2 separate regions of the Homo sapiens genome follow, and region 1 is linked to region 2. Evidence: read pairs that join two places in POLR2A ChIA-PET (ENCODE). Cell type or tissue: HepG2. All regions are shown on one strand. Region 1 overlaps VPS53 (VPS53 subunit of GARP complex). Region 2 overlaps NXN (nucleoredoxin).

The links. ChIA-PET counts read pairs that join two places held together with the same protein. Peaks named below come from ENCODE experiments on the same cell type or tissue, not always from the same donor. Only the 100,000 strongest peaks of a DNase experiment are listed, where the experiment ranks them.
Region 1: POLR2A ChIA-PET joins it to region 2 with 6 read pairs; 2 of 35 experiments call an interaction of 5 or more read pairs at or near these places.

What each region holds. Positions count from the first base shown.
Region 1 is chr17:671,850-674,349 of GRCh38, reverse strand. The region is part of intron 4 of VPS53 (VPS53 subunit of GARP complex); the gene reads left to right. Among named protein-coding and RNA genes, the nearest start is that of VPS53, 42 kb to the left of the region's middle. RefSeq lists a silencer at 827-1,121. In HepG2, no CTCF peak of the experiment used is centred here; no DNase peak of the experiment used is centred here.
Region 2 is chr17:936,508-939,007 of GRCh38, reverse strand. The region is part of intron 1 of NXN (nucleoredoxin); the gene reads left to right. Among named protein-coding and RNA genes, the nearest start is that of NXN, 42 kb to the left of the region's middle. In HepG2, no CTCF peak of the experiment used is centred here; DNase peaks (open chromatin) are centred at 837 and 1,247.

The DNA of each region.
Region 1 (2,500 bases), 260 kb after region 2:
TAAAATGAGAAGTAATAGTAAGATATGGGGAATTAGAATGAAGTCAATAACCTCGAACTTGGCAACTGGAAGTCCTGGCTATTTGGGAAAAGTAGTCCTTTGTTAAACTTGGACAAGTTGTTCCTTTTAATGTGCCCCATTTCCAAAAATATTGAATTTCTTTACCTTTCATTCAGCAAAAGCAGCAGAAACTTTTGCTTAAACGTTTCCTTGTCTTTTGCCACTTGGAGGTGTTGCTTGAAATGCTCTCATCCTCCGGGGTTACCTTTCGTCAAAGGAAGCTGCATGAACGCATCCGTCACTCGCAGCTATTTCAGGGCTAGCTTGTTTTAAGTTAGGGGTGATAACAGATATAGGCAGAACTTTGCAATGTAAATGTTTAGTCTTATTTGGGCACTGCTGAATTTGTTTCCGAGCCTCGTCTTGTGATTTTAATTTCTGGCTTGTCTCCTGAAAACAACAAAAATGAGCTCTTTGGTTCACATTTTCAGTGGCTTTGGTTTGCAGAAATCATAAATAAAAGTAACTTACATGGAACAGAACATTTTAACAAACAAGGTGAGAATTACTCCGTTTGCTCTTTACAGTCCTTTGGTTTTTGGTTCACAAACTTGGAAAGAAATCTGTGCTTTAAATAAAGCCTTCTTATACTCCAGGTTCCTAAGTGGTGTGGAGGAATTTGTGTAAACATCAGTGATTCTCATCTGATGGGCGCCATCTGGCATTTGACCAGGGCAGTCCTGGTTGAGTTCTCGGACACGTAGGGAAGCAAAGAGCTGTAGACGTGCAGCCATCTGTGGCTGTGAGAGTCCGACAGCCTCTGCTGCTGTTGAGCACCATCATGGGGAGTGGGCTGCGTTGTTGGCATTGCTGAGGCTGGGTGTGTGAGAGTCCCGCAGCCTCTGCTGCTGTTGAGCACCGTCGTGGAGAGCGGGCTGCATTGTTAGCATTGCTGAGGCTGGCTGAAGCACCTCTGTTTCAGCTGGGGATACCTCGTTTCCATAGCAACAGCTCTCAGTGATGCCGGGGTGGTCAGCAGTAACAAAAGAAGAGACTTTCTCTAAAGAGAGGCGACTTGACCCTTGGTGTCCACCCTCAGTGGATGTGGTGAGGGCTTCCGTGTAGGGCTTATCAGATGTGGTAGCACTCATCCATGTTTCTGCTCTCTGGAGGACCTCCTGGCTTTCGAAATGATGCTGCCGTTGTTTTTTTTTTGTTTTTGTTTTTGTTTTTTTTTTGCGACGGAATCTTGCTCTGTGCCCCAGGCTGGAGTGCAGTGGCACAATCTCGGCTCACTGCAAGCTCCACCTCCTGGGTTCACGCCATTCTCCTGCCTAAGTCTCCCGAGTAGCTGGGACTACAGGCGCCCGCCACCACGCCCGGTTAATTTTTTGTATTTTTAGTAGAGACGGGGTTTCACCGTGTTCGCCAGGATGGTCTCGATCTCCTGACCTCGTGATCCACCTTCCTCAGCCTCCCACAGTGCTGGGATTACAGGCGTGAGCCACTGCGCCCGGCCGCTGCCATTCTTTATTCATCGCTCTTTGTATCATTTTGTGTATAATTCAGACATGTATTCCTTACAAGCCCTTTAAAGATACATTCCCTAGCTAGTGATCTTTTTCTCTCAGTATCTAGCACAGTACATGTAATAGGCACTCACTTTTTAATTGAATGAATGAACAAAAGACTTCAATTTTTTTCTGGAGAATGTCTCATTTTCAGCATGGTTCAAAGATTCCATCCTCTTAATCCATGAGCCGTTCTTCTGAGTCTGCCTGCAGATACTGAACTTAGCCATCTTATTTACAAAGCTCTAAAAGATGAGTAACAACCTCTGATTCTTAGAGGGTAGTCTCATCTGAAATATCCTACTCCATCTAGGAGATGTGGGAATACTAATAGTTGCCATTAAGTGAGCACTTTCTGTGAGCTGAGTGCTTTATAAACTCATTCAAGACTCTCTTGGTTGCAGAAGACAAAAATCCCAATTCAAACGGGCTTAGGCAAAAGGGGGATTATTTGGAAGGATCCTGTTGTGTCTCGTTTGAAGAAGTTCAACAAGTGTGACCGCCAGAAGGATAGCGTCTCAGCTGGGCTTGTCAAACAGCTGAAGCCAAAGACGGGAGTAAAGCTCAGAGAGAGAGAGAGAGAGAGAGAGAGAGAGAGAGAGATTGAGATTGTGTGAGAGAGAGATTGTGTGTGTGTGTGTGTGTGTGTGTGTGTGTGTGTGTGTGTGTCACCCTCATCATCTCTACCTGTAGTCCAGCCTCCTGCCCTTCCTGGGGAACCTAGCTGCTCTCTAACTCAGTTTCACTTCTTGGGACTCCTACCACCCGCGAAAGACAAACTCTTTTTCCCAATTCTCATTCTGGTGGCTCACGCCTGTAATCCCAGCATGTTGGGAGGCCGAGGTAAGCGGGTCATGAGGTCAGGAGATGGAGACCGTCCTGGCCAACATGGTGAAACCCCGTCTCTACTAAAAATACAAAAATTAGCT
Region 2 (2,500 bases):
AGATCTTGGCTCACTGCAGTCTCTGCCTCCCAGGCTCAAGCAATTCTCCTGCCTCAGCGTCCCGTGTAGCTGGGATTACAGGAGCCCGCCACCACACCCAGCTAATTTTTAGTAGAGACGGGGTTTTGCCATGTTGGCCAGGCTGGTCTTGAACCCCTGGCCTCAAGTGATCCGCCCGCCTCGGCCTACCAAAGTGCTGGGATTACAGGCATGAGCCACCGCGCCCAGCCTGTTCTGTTCTTAATTTTATCTTCTTTTTCATCATTTTTCTTTTGATTTTGCCTGTTTTCTTTCTTTTTGTTTTTGTTTTTTGTTTTGTTTTTTGAGACAGTGTCTCACTCTGTCACCCAGGCTGGAGTGCAGTGGCGCAATCTCGGCTCACTGCGACCTCCGCCTCCCCAGGTTCAAGTGATTCTCCTGCCTCCGCCTCCCAAGTAGCTGGGACTACAGGGGCTCGTCACTAAGCCCGGCTAAGTTTTGTATTTTTTTAGTAGAGACGGGGGTTTCGCCATGTTGGCTGGGCTGATCTCGAACTCCTGACCTCGTGATCCGCCTGCCTCAGCCTCCCAAAGTGTTGGGATTACAGGCGTGAGCCGCCGCGCCCGGCCGGGCTGGGGACCTTTTCTTTGGCTCGGCCTTCGCACTAGCTGTGAGCTGTGTTTGTGGCCAGCTCACTTGCTGTCATATCAGGGCAAGCTCTTGCCGCCTGCTCTAGATCTAACCGCCGACCTGGGCCTTCCCATCATCTCGTGCTTTTCAAAAACTGCTTTCTGGAGCAGTAAAACCGCCCAAGTGGAAAGCTTGTTCCTCTCCGGCCTCTTTTGTCCTCTGACCCTGACCCCTCCGAATAGGCATATTCACAGGGTTCTCCTGGGGCCTCTGCCCCTTAACCTCTGTGTATTTGCTGCTACGCAGAAGGCCATTGCAAGGTTGGCCTTGGTGGGTTTTCAAATGTGGTCCCAGCTGCAGCCATTCCTCTTCCTTCCTGTCCTTGTACCAAAAGCAGAAGCCTTCTGGGTTCTTCTTCAGCGACGGCCCCTGCGCCCCGTGGCTCCTGTGGCCTTTCCGCTGGGCGCAGCGTTTTTCTTCCCTCGTGGCTGCTGAGCGCTGCTCTGGGCTATGTGACTTCAAAGCCATTCCCCCAGAGGTAGCTGTCCTTAAACTAAAACTGAAACGAAAGACATTTCTGAGCTCCTTAAAAAATAATCATCATCATCGAACGCCCCGTGAATTCTCTGCTTTTCATGTGGTTCCCGGCGTCCCCGTGACAGCGTGACCTGTTGTGGGCTGCCAGCTCGGATGCCTTTGATGTCTGTCTCCAGGATACTTCCCTGGAATCTGTGCAGAAAAGAGTGAAATTGGAGTGAGTGTGTGTGTTGGGGAGGGCGGTGGGGGGACCCCAGGAACTTTGGGGGTGTGTTCTGAAGGAAACGAGCTTGAACCGGCAATAGCCTCGGAGAAGTGTGCGTTCCTCTCGATGACGGAGAGTTTTGGCTTTTCCCTCCTTTTGTCCCTCCCCACCTGTTTTCCCTGAAGCTGCCCCTTTGGTTCTCACTGTGTACGGATCACCGCAGAGCCCCCTTCTCCAGGTGTGTTCCTTGTGTCCTGAGTTCTCAAGCAGCCTTGTGGGTCCCTGTTGGAAGCTGATTCCTTCCGTTTCCTCTGGCCGCTTCCCTCTTGGACTCCTGGGCTCTTCTTTTTTGCCCTGCACCTTGCCCCCTGCCCTCCTTTTTCTTCCTTAAGAAAAAATGCACCCAGCACCTTGGGAGGCCGAGGCGGGCGGATCACCCGAGCTCAGTAGTTTGAGACCAGCCCGGCCAACATGATGAAACCCCATCTCTACAAAAAATACAAAAAATCAGCCGGGCGTGGTGCTGGGTGCCTGTAATCCCAGCCACTCAGGACACCGAGGTGGGAGGATCACTTGAGCCCGGGAGGCAAAGGCTGCAGTAAAGGCTGCAGAGTCTCACTGTGTCACTCAGGCTGGAATGCGGTTGTGCAATCTCGGCCTCCTGGGGTCAAGCTGATCCTCCCACCTCAGCCTCCCAAAGTGCTGGGATTACAGGCGTGAGCCACCGTACCCGGCCTTTCTGCCTCTTTTCTATCCATAGGTGTTGTGATGGTGAACACAGGCCTGCCTTTTCTGGAACACTCCCAGTTTTATGTCATTTTAACTTTTTCATTAAAGGTGAGCTTATGTGGGGAAGTGTGACTTAACTGTAATACCTCTGTGAAGTATCTCGTATGCGTTTGCAAGTTAGAAAAGAAATCCGTTATAAATCCATGGATTCTGAAAACTGGTACCGCCGACAGCTCTGATGCCCCGTTTTAGCCAGACATCGTAGCACCCTTTTTTTCCCTCACTGTTTGCACAACCAGAATTGGGCACCCCAGACCTGAGGCAGGCCGACACACCTCGCCCTTCTCTCCTGCCCTTCCTCCAAGTCCAGTTTTTCCGCAGCAGAATCCTGCTTTCAGTCACTTTTGGGGACCGGAAGGT